Linked DNA regions of Mus musculus: regions 2 and 3 are each linked to region 1. The links are chromatin loops, found by intact Hi-C in ENCODE. Cell type or tissue: heart. All regions are shown on one strand.

Region 1 (5,000 bases):
TGCAGTGGGTCCTGCCTGCAGTGTGTCCTGCCTGCAGTGTGTCCTGCCTGCAGTGTGTCCTGCCTGCAGTGTGTCCTGCCTGCAGTGTGTCCTGCCTGCAGTGTGTCCTGCCTGCAGTGTGTCCTGCCTGCAGTGTGTCCTGCCTGCAGTGTGTCCTGCCTGCAGTGTGTTCTGGGACAGGAGCCTAGCAGCATCACCATCAAAGAGAGCAAGGAGACTTCATGCAGAGTCTCCCAGGCAAGCGTCAGGTGGAGCCCAGAGGCACACAGAGATCAGGGAGCCTGCAGCCTCTGACCTAGGTCCTCTGCAGATGCTTGGCTGAGCTCCTGGTGCTCCTGTGGGAGTCCTGGGGGGAAGCAGGGCTTGCCCCGACTCTTGCCTACCGTGGGACCCTTTTTTGTCCTAGGGCTGCCTTGCCCAGCCTTGCCATGATGGCGTGTGCCTGCTCTTACTGCAGCTTGATATGCCGTGTTTGGTTGATGTCCCTAGGAGGCCTGCTCTTTTTGGATCTGGGAGAGAGAGAAGGTGGGAGGGAGAGACTCAGGAGAGGGGAGGAGGAGAAGGGAGAGGGGAGGGAGGGAAAACTGCCATAGGGATGAGAATATATAAAAGAATTTTTTTTTTTTAAAGATTTATTTATTTATTATATGTAAGTACACTGTAGCTTTCTTCAGACACTCCAGAAGAGGGCGTCAGATCTTGTTACAGATGGTTGTGAGCCACCATGTGGTTGCTGGGATTTGAACTTCAGACCTTCGGAAGAGCAGTCGGGTGCTCTTACCCACTGAGCCATCTCACCAGCCCCATAAAAGAATTTTTTAAGATTTAAAATATATTTTTAAAAGCTAGCTTTAGGACAGAGCTTGCATGATCTCACTTAAATAAGGACCGAAGCCATGTGAAAGCAATCCACAGGGACAAAGCTAAGAGCTGTGCCCACCTGGGGTATGTGGGAGAAACAAGACACAGCTTGACTAAGGAGCTGCTGGTGCACATGGGAGCACACCTTAATGGACTCAAGGATTAATTAAACTGCCACTTGTGTCCATTCATCAGACGCCCAGATAGTTACAAACCAGAAAGGGTGGACCGGGCGTGGCTGCGGTGGACGCTTGCGAGGGCTCCTGGGCTCCATCCTAGTACCACCAAAAAGAAAGAGAGGAGAGCAAGCCCTGACTAGCTGAAGAATTTGCTTTGGGCGGACAGAGATGGGGGCGGGGTGGAAGAGCTAGAGGCAAGAGGCAAAGGCTGGGCTCTGTTGGACACCAGTAACCATAGAAACCCCTGAAAGATGGAACCTGAGATGAGAGAGCTGGACTTGGAGAAACAGGCGACAAGTAGGAGCTGGTGCTGGGAAGGGCTCAAAGGGATTTCCTGGGGGTTAAAACGGTGGGCAGGCGGTGGGAGCGCATGGCTTTCATCCCAGCACTTGGGAGACAGCTAGATGCAGGCAGATCCCTGAGTTCAAGGCCAGCCTGGCCTACACAGAGAGACAAGAAAGTGAAAACAAAAATAAGGTGTCAGTGAGATTGCAGGTAAGGGTACCTGAGCATGCCTGGTAACCAAAGTCCAACTCAGGGACCCACGTTAGGGTGGGAGGAGAACACTGACTCCGCACAGTTGTCCTGTGACCCCCACATACATGCAATGGCATGTATACACGCCCCTCCCACATTACATGCACAATCATAATGCAATACATTTTTATAAAAAAATAAACAAAAAAGCCTCACTGGGCACTAATCTGTTCTTAGGTTTTACTTCAGCACCCTGAAAATGCTTGTTGCCGGCTGTGAGTAAGAGGAAAATACACACGAAACGTACTTCTATTGATGTATATATGCATGTATGCACATGATAAGGCCTTCCTGTGTAGCCCTGGAGGGCCTGGAATTCCTCCATGTAGACTAGGCTGGCCTTGAACTTCTGGAGATCCACTAGCCTCTGCCTCCCAATGCTGGGATTACATCATGGACCACCATGCTGGGATCACTTTCTTGAATTCTGGAAATCCTGTACCATACTGGTCAGCTGTGTCAATTAAAACACACATAACTGTTAGGCCTAAAATAAACCTGCTTTATCTCAAACTAGAAGAGACACTCTGCCTAGGGCTCCCAAGTAGCTGGGACTGTGTACACCCGACATTATACTTTACTGGAAAAGAAAATGACAGGGGCGGAGAGGTGCTTCAGAGGTTAAGCCTGACTGATCTTTAAGGGTCCAGGTTCAATTCAGCACCAACATGGCAGCTCACAACTGTCTATAGTACCAGTTCCAGGGGATCCAACACCCTCACACAGACACACACGCAGGCCAAACACCAAGCACACACACACACACACACACACACACACGAATGAATGAATGAATGAATGAATGAATGAATGAATGAGGAAAAACAACTCTCTTAAATGTCAAAGATATTATTAATTACAAGAGAAATACTTTAGGAGGCAAAGGCAGGCAGATCCCTGAGTTCAAGGCCAGCCTGGTTTACTGAGTGAGTTCCAGGACAGCCAGGGCTATACAGAGATACCCTGTCTCGAAAAAACAAACAAACAAACAAACAAACAAAAAAAGAGAAATACACTGTTGGTTTCCAAAGAGGCTGTAGAGAATTTAGCCATTGAGCACTGCTGCCCCCTGGTGGCAGTGACGTGTATCGCAAGATCTACGAAGCCAATTTAACCAGACTTCTCAGAGGAATGAATCCTGCTTTAGCAACAAATCTGTCAAAGTGCCCTGTGGCACCCTGAGGATCAGTTTTCAGAGAAGCAAAATCCTCCTGTGGTCTTTGCATCTGCATGTTGGCCTGGGATGGACAGGAGTACACGATGTTTTTAACCAGAGCTTCCGCTCCGTTCTTTTATTCACTCTTGAGTGTTACCCTGGCTTTAGAGCTGGTGTCTCAATCCATCCACTTCTCAGCCGAAGTCGCAATCACCAGCAGCTTTCTCGTGACTAAGACCACTGCCCAGTGGCTGCTAGTTCCTCTGTGAGCTTTGGGCACCACCAGGTGCAGCAGGCAAACTCCTAACTGCAGAGATGGGCGCAGCCAGGCTTCTCAGGGAGATCAGCACCGTAAGTGCTCCCACCAGGCGCTCCAAGGCGGACAGTGCTTTCAGCAGCAGAACAGGTGCTTGGCAGTGCTCCCCTCTTAGTGCCAGAGGCAGTCCAAGGTCGGAAATGACAACGGCCATTGAATCTGCATCCAGCTCCCACTGGGACTCTCCTCTTAAGTCACATATGACAAATACAAGAGCATCGAGATCGACACAGAGCCCCAGAGACAAAAGGCTGAGAGCTGGAGCCGCACTTGCACTTGAAACCTGAGATTTAGACTGTGTGAAGACGGCAGGAAAGGGAAAACAAAACAAAACAAAACAAAACAAAACAAAACAAAACAAAACAAAACAAAAAACAGTGGTGAAACAGACAGATCCTGGGGGCAACTGCCCAGAGCAGACCCAGTCTCCCATAGCGCCTCCAAGCTGGCAGAGGAGCATCTGAGGTGCCCTGTGCTGGCAACACTGCCTTCTGGGGCTGTCTGGAACCTGGAGGAACATCTCTGTGACTGGGCAGTTTTCTCCAGAGTCAACAGCCTACTGTAGAGAAGCTCTATGGCTCGCTCCCCAGCAGAAGCATGGCCACTGTCACCACTCAGAGGGCAACAACAGTGCGGCAGACTTGGCTTTTAAGACAGTGTAGCCTTGGCTGTCCTGGAACTCAGTCTGTAGACCAGGCTGGCCTTGAACTCACAAAAATCCAAATTTCTGTTTCCCAAGTGCTATGATTAAAGGTATGTACCACACAACCACCTGGTTTGTTTATTTGATGTATACGAGTACACTGTATCTCTCTTCAGGCACACTAGAAGAGGGCTTTGGATTCCATTAGATGGTTGTGAGCCACCACATGGTTGCTGGGAATTAAACTCAAGACCTCTGGAAGAACAGACAGTGCTCTTAACTGGTGAGCCATCTCTCCAACACCCTACTTTTTATTCTTTTAAACCACAGTACTCATTATGTAGATCCTAGCTAGCCTGGAACCTACAGAGATCCTCTGGCTCTGCACCCTGAGTGCTGGGACCACAGGGGTGCACTTGCAGAGGGTTCTAAGAAGGGGTCCTGTAAACTGAGGCTTGCCTCAGACTCATTATATAACTGAGGCTGACCATGAACTCCCGATCCTACTTCCTCCTACTCTGGGGCCGGTTTTAGATGCTTTAGATTATCTAGAATAGCATGCCTCTAGAAGAGCAGGGATCCAGAGCCAGTAAGATCTAGACAACTGGGCTCCCTTAGCCCAGGTACAGAGGGCCCCATAGGGATGTTCTGAAGACCCCTAGATTCCACCCAGAGCCCACCAATCTCCTTTCATCTGAGGCTCCATCCCTCAGCCTACAGCTGCACCAGCCTCTTCTGGGTCCTGCCGCCTACAGTGAATTCCCTCAGCATTGCACTTAACAGAGCATCTGCTTGTGGAGGCTGAGGCCAGATGGAATTTTTTTTTCTGTCGTTGGTTTTTTAAGACAGGGTTTCTCCATGTAGTCCCAGCTGGCCTTGAACTCATGGAGATCTACCTATCTTTATCTCCCAAGTGCCAGGATTAAAGACTTGGGCTCCCAGCCATAGCTGGGATTTCCATGTGTCTCAGAGCGCCTGCACTGAGAAAAGATGGGAGGCTCTGTATCCTAGTCCTGTATTCCACAAACATCAAGAAGAGTGCGGTGTCTCTGAAAACTCTAAATCACACTGTGATGTATTCAGAGATAAAAAGTGTCACTGAGCTGTTAAGCTATTCAACTGAGTCTCTGGGTTACAGGAAATGGAGGAGACAGAAGGAGGAGCTAAGTCACTGCTGCGTACACAGTAGCTCCCCACCACACGTGAGGCTGTAACACAGGTGGAGGGCTGGATGTGCTATGCACAGCCTACACATACACCTACCATTGTCACTTTATATCTCTGTGAACCAGGGCTCTCAGCACTGAC
Region 2 (5,000 bases), 130 kb before region 1:
AGTCGTGGTTTAGGTCCCTGCTTCCTCCTCAGCCTCCACCTTCCTCTCTCCAGGTGCGGAGCTACAGGGGCCTCCTGGACCTCACCCAGCAGGTACTACAGGAAGAAGGCACCCGGGGCTTCTTCAAGGGCCTGTCCCCCAGCCTGATGAAGGCTGCACTCTCCACTGGCTTCATGTTCTTCTGGTACGAGCTCTTCTGTAACCTCTTCCACTGCATAAGGAGGGAAGACAGATAGTTGTGAGGCAGGAGGGGCCTAAGGAGGGGCCCGACAAGACTTGGCTCTGAGCTCATACTGAACAATGGCTGCTGCCTGGTTGGCCTTCCAGGCCAGCTGCCGGGAGCATGAAGTCATCCGGAGCTGAAGGCAGAAGGACGCAAGGGCCTTCGCTGAACAGAAGGAAGAGAGAAGGGGGTGCTTGCACTGTAAAAAGAAGGCCTAGGTGGAGGAACCTGGTGCGCATGCGTCTCACCTCCGACCAGCCCAATCCAGAAGGAACTGGCCATCCTTTTTTGCAGTCCTGGCTTTGGGGAGAATGCTCCTAGTCCTGATAGGACCACACTGGAGTGCAGACGGGGCCGGGCTCTTTGCACAGTTCTAACCTATACAACTTGGTCTGCTCCTCCTACCAACTTATTTAATAGACATTAAAGTAAAACACGCATTCCTTGTGTCACTCCTATAGCTTAGGAACACATCCCATCTGAGGGAGGATGATGGGGGAGGGGCCTTTCTGGCTTGCAGCCCTGAGGTAGCCATGCTTGTCAGCTTAGGGGGAGAACCCTGTCATGTGGGTAGCTTCTGAACTCCCAGGCCCAAGCCTTTGTGCCTGTGAGGCTCCACAACAGGTCAGGGAGGAAACTGAGACAGAGGCGGTGAAGGGCAGACAGGAGTGGCTCCTCTCCTTCCCCTCCCACTGGAGTGCAGGGGCCATCACCAGCTCTGCACGCATGCTGCACACCATGTCCTCTAATCCCAGATGGGCCTCAGGCCCAGGGCATGGGATGTCCGACAGCCTGGTGAGGTGTGGTGGGCGCTGTAGGCAGAGCCAGGGATGCAGATGAAGAGGGAGCTTCCTGTTCACGAGAAGAATCACATGACTGCTGTCTTTCCCATGCTCGAGCCTAGTGGTGGGGTTGGTCTAAAGAAGGAAGGGAGGAGAGACTTCTTGACTTTGTGGGATTCCAGCCCCTGCCATAACTTGGATTGTAATGCCTGCTGGGAATGGCCCTGATCGTGAAAACTGGGGCTCTGCCCTGCCTGTCAGTTCCACTCTCCCCTCTGTGGTCCACTGTAGCCCTCCCCTAGTGGTTCACTTTTCTGATCTTGGCTCCTGATTCTGAAGACCCAGGGTCACTTGGGAGGGCTTCTGAGATGGGTGGCCCGTTGGCTTCCTGGGCTTGGAGCAGCAGAAGTGTTTTGTGACCCTATTGCTGGAGAGATGTGAATAAATTTATATACCAGAGGAGAAGCTGACTGCAGACCATTGTAAGGATACTACTTGTTTCTTCTACTGCTATGATAAACACCATGACCAAAAAGCAAGTTGGAGAGGGAAGGGTTTATTCAGCTTACACTTCCACATCACTGTTCATCACCAAAGGAAGTCAGGACAGGAACTCAAGCAGGGCAGGAACCTGGAGCCAGGAGCTGGAGGTCATGGAGGGAGCTGCTTACTGGCTTGCTCAGCCTGGACCATCAGTCCAAGGATGGCACCATCCACAATGGGCTGGGCCCTTCCCCATCAATGACTAATTACAAAAGTGCTCCACAGGCAGTAGGAGTTTATGGAGGCATTTTCTTAGTTGAGGCTCCCTCCTTTCAAATGACTTTAGTTTGTGTCAACTTGACATAAAACTATCCAGCACATTACCAAAGTCCAATTGGGAGTTACAGGAGCAGAAATGACTCAAAGACAGGGACATTACCCAAAGCTCAGCCTAGCATTGCTGAACTCATGAAAGCTGGGATCATGGAGCACAGTGCAGTCTGCAGGCAGCCCAACAGATTGGAGAGACCTCCAGGCAGCTCAGTTGGTCCCAGCCTATCTTCAGGTCAACTGGAGCAGTCTCAAGAGTACACTGGGCAGCCCAGCTCAAGCTGCTGTTTCCACAGGGTGTGCTAGCTCGAGCCTTTTTAGGCCACTTAGCTCGTCTGAGTGCAATTCGGCAATCCTCGCTGCTTTTACATTCTTAGTAGGGAGGGGCTTCCAGGAGCCTGTGAGTTGTTCACTTCCCCTACTTAAAACATCCTGTGTCTTAATGCGCCTCCCTGCGTGGTGGGATGTTGTTTCTCCTTTATCTTAACCTGGAAGATTCAGGGTCGGCTGTCTGATTTTTTTTTTTTTTAAGAAGTCTTATCGACGTAAATTCCGTGCTCCTCATTTCCCCGCCCTCAGGAGCTTCTCGAGCTTTTTGGTACTATCACCCTGAGCGCTGTGGCAAACTCTTAAAGCAGCTGAGAGCTTTGGCTCCTGGTCCCTCGTGCGCAGCAGTGTTGCTCCCGATTCCCCCTAGGAAAGACCCAGGGCCCTTTATCTTGGCTGCTCCTTTGGTTTAAAACTTATTTTACAGTGAGTGGCAGGAGAGGGAGTTGCCAGAGTGTGCCCCAGCCCTTGCACTCCGCTTTAACCGGCCAAACCCCAGAAGACTACGCCCCTCCCCCCGAATAGGCCACGCCTTCCCGAAGCTCCTCCCACGCTGCCCGGCCGGGGAGAGTCTGACCTAGTTCACCTGAGCGGGGCAAGGGATATGGTGACCCCGGCGCGGGGTGCGACCTGGCAAGACCAACAACTTCACGCAAAACGCAGGGAGGGTCCGGCCCAGCGCTCGGAGGCTTTCGTGGTCAGAAACAAGGCGGAGGTGCGCCGGGTGGGAAGGGGACAGGGGCCGGTGAGCTTTCAGCGCGCGACGGTGGCGGTGTCGCAGTTGTCGGGTGCCGATCCGTCTCCGCGCCAAGCGAGGGAGCGGCCCGGGGCGGCGGCGGGGTGCGGAGGCGAGGGCGAGTCGTGGCCGGTAGGCGGCGCTAGCGAGTCGCCCTGGCGCCGCCGCCGCCGCCGCCGCCGCCGCGCGGTACCACGCCGGGCGCGCGCCGCGCGGCGCCCCAGACGCAGGCGCGGGCCAGCCCTGGCCCAACGGCTGCAGGGGTGGACGGACTGGAAACGCTGGGAGAGAGGGGCTCGGAGCCCTGCTGGTATCAGGATCTGCGGCTTGGACTGAGCCAGCGTCCTCCGTGCTAGACGATAAAGGCGAGCCTGACGTTTACACCCAGTTCAGTATTTGCACCCCGAAATTTACCCTGATACTGACTGTATCAGATCCCAGATCTGGGATAACTCAGATCCCGCTGGGACCGTAGGTGAATTCCCGCTTCACTTCTCAGATGTAACCCCAGAAGCCTGGGTTTCCTTCAGCTGAGCAGCAGGTGGCCACTTGGTGCTCAACTACTCCACCCGAAGCCAAGTTTGGTGGGCACTCAGCCAAGCACTGAACGCGACAGAAAGTCCAGTTCCACCCGTCCCAAGGCCTGGTCTGCCCGGCCCAGTGCCTACAGGGCTAGAATCGGGAGCTTTGTGATTCACCCTTGAAGCCTCAACCGTCTTTGCTTCTCAGGTGCTGTCCTTAGTTTCAGGCCAGTGAAAACCTGCCGGGCTTAGACCGTCATGAGCGAGGCCAGTAGAGATGATTATAAAATCCAGTCTTTTGATGCAGAGACGCAGCAGCTGCTGAAGACCGCGCTCAAAGGTGAGCCTCCCACCCACCACTTATTTTGTGTCAAGTTGACATAAAACTATCCAGCACGCTACCAGAGTCCGACTTGAGGTTCCCATGCATATTCCATTTGGGTAAGAGCCGCACTGGGGGCTGAAGCCCAGAGCCAGGCAGTGCCCAAGCCCTTCTTGGCTCTCAGAAAGTAAGTCACAACCTAATTCTCACCACATTTAAGCCAGTAGATTGGAGAATGAATCACAGAGTTAGATCTAAGATCATAAAGCCTTTAAGTACCCATGAAAGAGAACACTGCTTTCTCTTTAAAGGCTTTGCATTTGGTGCAGTCAGCACCCTTGAATGTACAGAGATGCCTGGTTTGGAGAATCAGCCTGGCAGAGGGGATATGTAATTGCCTGGCCCTTCCGTTGTAACACTCACGACAGAAGTTTGACAGGACAATTAGCAATTGCCGTCATGTGCTAAGCTAAACATTTTGGAGACGTCTCCATGCCTGTAATCCCAGCAGATTACAGAGGTAGGAGAATTAGCACAAATTCAAGGCCAAATTGCTCAACACAGACTGTGCCTGTGGGAGGAGAGATGGCCCAGTGATTTAGAGCATTTGCGTGCTGTTCTCCTTTAACCCCAGCAAGCAGGAGGCACGATAGCTGGCTACACAGTGAGATGCTGTCACCAAAACAAAACACAACAGAAAGCCATAAAGAACACTTGACTTGCAGAGGACCTTGAGAGGTTCAAGACCATTGATAGCTCAGTTCTCAGGATCCCGTGCTATCCTCTATCTCCGGCAAACACATGGCATGCATATATACATGTAAGAAAATATTCATACATATGACATGAATGAACCTAAAAAAAAAATTACATGGTGAGCTTGAGGCCAGCCAGAGCAAAACAAGACTATCTCAAAAAAAAAAAAAAAAAAAAAAAGTAGAAGCCTTGGCATTCAGTGTACGCCATCAAGGCAGTGCTAGAAAATAAAAGACGTGTAGCCTAAGAAACTACACTTGTGCTTTGGTCTCCTGCAGCCTCCTAATCTTACAGTCATTGATTTATTGGCACAGGATCTCTCCCTGGCTGGCCTACATCTCTCCCTGGCCTGCCTCTTCTACCTAAGTATTGGGATAAAAGGTTTACACCATTCCATGCAGAGTACAAATTGTTTTTTTATAAAGTTTTTTTTTAAAGGTTATTTATTATATGTAAGTACATTGTCACTGTCTTGAGACACACCAGAAGAGGGAGTCAGATCTCGTTAAGGATAGTTGTG
Region 3 (5,000 bases), 54 kb before region 1:
TCTTTCAAAGGTGCTGAGTTCAATTTTGGCAACCACATGGTGGCTCATAACCATCTCTAAATGGGTTAAAATGCCGTCTTCTGGTGTCTCTGAGGAGAGCAACAGTGTATATATAAAACAAAACAAAGGGAAAAAAAAAAGCCTTTGTCTTGAAAAACAACAAAACAAAACCATTAAGAAAGGCCCTCTCAGGGCTGGTGAGATGGCTCAGTGGGTAAGAGCACCAGACTGTTCTTCCGAAGGTCTGAAGTTCAAATCCCAGCAACCACATGGTGGCTCACAACCATCTGTAACAAGATCTGACGCCCTCTTCTGGAGTGTCTGAAGACAGCTACAGTGTACTTACATATAATAAATAAATAAATCTTTAAAAAGAAAAAAAGAAAGACCCCTGCCTGCCCCCCCACCCCGACTGTGAGTTATTAGAACTTTCATCTTTATTTGCATTTCTTTGTATCTCAAATGCCAATAAGATCTTACATATAGTAATAATTTCTTTCTTTTTTGTTTTTGTTTTGTTTTGTTGGTGTTTCAAGACAGGTTGTTTTTTGTTTTGTTTTGTCTTTGTTTTGAGACAGGGTTTCTCTGTATAGCCCTGGCTGTCCTGGAACTCACTTTGTAGACCAGGCTGGCCTTGAACTCAGAAATCCTCCTGCCTCTGCCTCCCGAGTGCTGGGATTAAAGGTGTGCGCCACTAAACCCGGCTCAAGACAGGGTTTTTTTTCTTTACCATATATATATGGCAAATAGACATTAACTTTTTTTTAGTTCTTTTTTAAAAAGATTTATTTATTATTATACATAGGTACACTATAGCTGGCTTCAGACCCATCAGAAGAGTGTGTCAGATCTCATTATAGATGGTTGTGAGCCACCATGTGGTTGCTGGGATTTGAACTCAGGACCTTTGGAAGAACAGTCAGTGCTCTGACCCACTGAGTCATCTCACCAGCCCTAACTGGTTTTTTTTTTTTTTTTTTTTAAGTCAGGGTTTATAGCCCTGTAGACCAGGCTGGCCTTGAACTCACAAAGATCTGCCTGCTTCTGCCTTCTTAGATCTTCTTAATCCCTGGCTTCTTAGATCTTCTTAATCCCTGGCTCTTATTGTAACTCTTGCTGACCTGGAAGACATTATGTAGACCAGAGAGATTCTCTGCTTTGTGAATGCTGGGATTAAACGTGAGGATACCTAGAACTATCTAAAGTGAAGTTTTTGTTTTGTTTTGTTGGTGTTTCAAGACAGGTTGTTTTTTGTTTTGTTTTGTCTTTGTTTTGAGACAGGGTTTCTCTGTATAGCCCTGGCTGTCCTGGAACTCACTTTGTAGACCAGGCTGGCCTTGAACTCAGAAATCCTCCTGCCTCTGCCTCCCGAGTGCTGGGATTAAAGGTGTGCGCCACTAAACCCGGCTCAAGACAGGGTTTTTTTTTGTTTGTTTGTTTTTTGTTTTTTTTTTAAGATTTATTTATTATTATATGTAAGTACACTGTAGCTGTCTTCAGACACACCAGAAGGGGGAGTCAGATCTTGTTACGGATGGTTGTGAGCCACCATGTGGTTGCTGGGATTTGAACTCTGGACCTTCGGAAGAGCAGTCGGGCGCTCTTACCCACTGAGCCATCTCACCAGCCCTCAAGACAGGGTTTTGTTTCTGTAGTTGGTTAGGTAGTTGGTTAACCTGCTCTAATCTCCCTGGCGGCTGGTGGCAGGAGTTCCTTGCTTCTGGCCTAATGTGTGGATTCTTGAATGAAAGACACAGACATACACACACACACACACACATGTATGTAGCCTTATATTTAATACAACTTAATCCCTCAATGGCCGGGCTATTCCCAAACTTCCAAGTTGCTACCCCCATACTCCTGAATTATTAAGATCTATATTCCATCTTTGCTACCCTAGACTCAATGGGGGGGCACCCCTGGGGCCCCTCTTTCCAAGTGCTTAGATGGTTGTATGCTTTCCCTTCAGGGGCTCTCCAGCCTGGATCTCACCCCCCTCCCCGCCATGGCGATTCTGAGATTCTGTCTCTTTGTCTGTCCCCTGGGAATCCTAAAGAGTTCCTCTCACCTCTGTCTCTCTCCCCAGCCATTTGCTGCTGGCAAGTTTATTCACCAATCAGAACCAGCTGGAGGCAGGGTCCCTTGGTGTCTCACATGCTGGATTCTCATTCCATGTTGGGAACCCATAATGCAAGCATTAATACAAATCAGTGACAGGGTCTCTCTGTGTAGTCCTGGCTGTCCTTGAACTCAGACATCCACCCATCACTGCTCCCTGAGGGCTGGGATTGAAGGCCTGTGAGGCACCACTGCCCGGCAAAATGAAGTATTTTAGTTAATTAGGATTTACTAAGGTTGATGTGCATCAGGGACATAGGCTTAGAGCTATTTAGAAGCCATAGCTTTGGGGGCTGGAGAGATGGCTCAGTGGTAAAGATTACTGACTGCTCTTCCAGAGGTCCTGAGTTCAATTCCCAGCAACTACATGGTGGCTTTGTGTCTGAAGCTACAGTGTATTCATAAGCATTCATCTTTCTTAAGATTTATTTATTATTATATCTAAGTACATTGTAGCTGTCTTCAGATGCACCAGAAGAGGGCGTCAGATCTCATTATGGATGGTTGTGAGCCACCATGTGGTTGTTGGGACTTGATTTAAAAAAAAAAAGTCACAGCTTTGGGGCTGGTGAGATGCTTCCTTGTTAGAAAGTCTGATAAGCTGACTTTAGTCCCTAGAACCAACAAAATGGAAGAAAAGACCAAAGCCTACAAGTTACCCTCTGACCTCCAGATGGGCACACAAAGACAGGGTCTCACTGTGTAGCCTTGGCTGTCAGCCTATCTGGAATACGCAAATACACACAGATCTGTTTATCTTGCTTTCCTAGTGTAGGGATTAAAATGACTTGTGTCACTAGGCCCCGCCCAAAAGAAGGAATTTTTCTTTTTCTTTTATTTATTTATTCATTTATTTATTTATTTATTTTTGGTTTTTCGAGACAGGGTTTCTCTGTGTTGCCCTGTCTGTCTTCTTTTTAATTTTTATCTTTTTGTTTTTGTTTCTCAAAACAGGGTTTCTTTGTGTAGCCCTGGCTTTTCTGGAACTCAGTCTGTAGACCTGTCCGGCCTAGAGCACAGAGACCCACCTGCCTCTGCCTCCCTAGTGCTGGGATTAAACACCTATGCCACCACAGACATGCAAGGAGGATTAAAAAAAAAGTTAGAAAAGGAGAGTTTAGAAAGTAGATGATATTGGAAGGGATTCATACGTCCCTGTAGAGGAAATATAGTAATTTTTAAAAGTCTATACTAGCTGCAGTGGTGGCACATGCCTTTAATCCCAGCACTTGGGAGGCAGAGGCAGGGGGATTTCTGAATTTGAGGCCAGGCTGGTCTACAGAGTGAGTTCTAGGACAGCCAATGCTATACAGAGAAACCCTGTCTCGAAAAACCAAAAAAAAAAAAAAAAAAAACAAAAAAACAAAAAAACCCAAAAACCAGAAAAAGTCTGTACTAAAACTCAAAGAAACAATTAAAATAAAGTTTAATAAAGAAAAAAAGATTAAGGTGTGCTACCACTGGCCTAAGGTGACAGAAAAAAAAAGCCTGTTTTGTGCAGAGTCGAAGGGAGTTGAGTAGGGGTGAGAAACGGGACGTATTACTGGTTTCAGCAAAGGTGACCTTGTGGAGAGTTCTAGTGGAGCTAAGAGGACAACAACAGATTGCAGTGGATTGAGGAGTGAGTGGGAGTTGAGGGGGTGGAGCAGCTGGCATGGGCATTTTTTCAAGCTGTTTGGTCGAGAAGAAGCACTATGGTGGTAATGTAATCGTGGTATTTCCCCCCTCTGTGGGAACACAGTAGTAGAAGAAAATACAGGGGTACAGGAAATAAAAACACCAAGTGAGAGCCACAGGGTGGCATGCACAGCAGAGGGCAGGATTTTCTTCAAATGCGAGGATCCTACTCCTACTTTGTACTGGATTAAGGGACGAAATGATTGATGGGCCCGTGAGCTTCAGGTTGGGTCGGCTCCCCTGATGGACTGTGTTCTCTGGAAGTTGGGAGGCAGGCCACAAGCAAGGAATCCTTTGAGTGGCTATAAGAACAGTTTTCCACAGCAAGAGTAGGGTTCCCAACAGGTTGGAAGACATTTGAGGCTCCCGGGTGGGAAGCTGGTTGATGGGGAAGGACGAAGGGACTGGGAAGTTTGATGTGCAGGGGGGAGTTGCATTTGTCCTACTGAACAGGAGTTTTTCTCACAACCCGCTGCTGCTTTTTTGATGGAGATGCCCCCTTCTACGTGGAGTTGGCCTTCCGTTCTCGACCTAGGCTCACCCCACGTCTAAGGCCACGCGCCTTCCTGTCCTCGCCGAGGACCAGCTGGAAGCCATTTTGATTATGCTCCACCAAAGAAGGAGGACAATACAGCCCCGCCCAGAGCCAGGCGCGCCCCCGCGGCGGGACTGGTGCGCGTGTCCGCGCCTCTTCCCGCCGACCTGGCGGGCGCCTGGCCCAGGCGGCGGAGGCGCGGGCCGTGGGGGGGAGGAGGAGGGGTGGTTATGTAAGCGTTGCGCGCTCCCGCGAAGCGGCAGCCAATGAGAAGCCCCGGATGCTCGTGCTCGCGCACGCAGGGCGGGGGGAGGGAAGCGCACGACGTGCGCGCGCCCTCTGCCTCGTCCACCGCTGCCGCCTCCTCCTGCCGCTCCTGGTGCTGCTTGTGCGCTCCCTCAGTGCGGACCCGGTGCCTCTTTTGTGAAGCGGCAGCTGAGGAGACTCCGGCGCTCGCCATGGCCGACGAGAAACCCAAGGTGAGCTCGCGGCGGCCGGCTGCGCCTCACCGTGCGGACCGGTGGGTGGCGCGGCCCGGGGTCCGGCCGAAGCCCGCCGCGGGCTTCCCTGCCTGCCCGGGGCCCCCCACGGGGCCAGCGGCGGCTCAGGCCCGGCGCTCCGCGCCATTTTCCTCTCTCGCTCTCTTCCTCCCGCCCGCGCCCGAGGA

Evidence for each region. Hi-C counts contacts between places; a loop is a spot of excess contacts. Peaks named below come from ENCODE experiments on the same cell type or tissue, not always from the same donor. Only the 100,000 strongest peaks of a DNase experiment are listed, where the experiment ranks them.
Region 2: it touches region 1 in a loop (3-fold over the local background); 13 of 42 quality-filtered maps call a loop at or near these places.
Region 3: a loop joins it to region 1, with 6 times the contacts of the local background. A loop is called at or near these places in 18 of 42 quality-filtered maps.

Annotation. Positions count from the first base shown.
Region 1 is chr11:115,481,587-115,486,586 of GRCm38, reverse strand. The region is part of intron 2 of Armc7 (armadillo repeat containing 7); the gene reads right to left. Among named protein-coding and RNA genes, the nearest start is that of Nt5c, 7.7 kb to the left of the region's middle. In heart, no CTCF peak of the experiment used is centred here; a DNase peak (open chromatin) is centred at 2,912; H3K27ac peaks cover 376 bases.
Region 2 is chr11:115,610,645-115,615,644 of GRCm38, reverse strand. Mif4gd (MIF4G domain containing) reads left to right here and starts at 2,676. Exons shown (of 6, transcript NM_001243584.1): 1 at 2,676-2,860; 2 at 3,611-3,742. The coding sequence starts at 3,661. It overlaps Slc25a19 (solute carrier family 25 (mitochondrial thiamine pyrophosphate carrier), member 19), which reads left to right. Exons shown (of 7, transcript NM_026071.3): 7 at 54-1,464. The coding sequence ends at 236. In heart, CTCF peaks have their summits at 2,944, 3,192 and 3,469; DNase peaks (open chromatin) are centred at 54, 2,144, 2,684, 3,324 and 4 weaker places; H3K4me3 peaks cover 2,465 bases; H3K27ac peaks cover 2,648 bases.
Region 3 is chr11:115,535,910-115,540,909 of GRCm38, reverse strand. Sumo2 (small ubiquitin-like modifier 2) reads left to right here and starts at 4,680. Exons shown (of 4, transcript NM_133354.2): 1 at 4,680-4,812. The coding sequence starts at 4,792. In heart, CTCF peaks have their summits at 2,584 (motif pointing right) and 4,818; a DNase peak (open chromatin) is centred at 4,569; H3K4me3 peaks cover 1,101 bases; H3K27ac peaks cover 1,344 bases.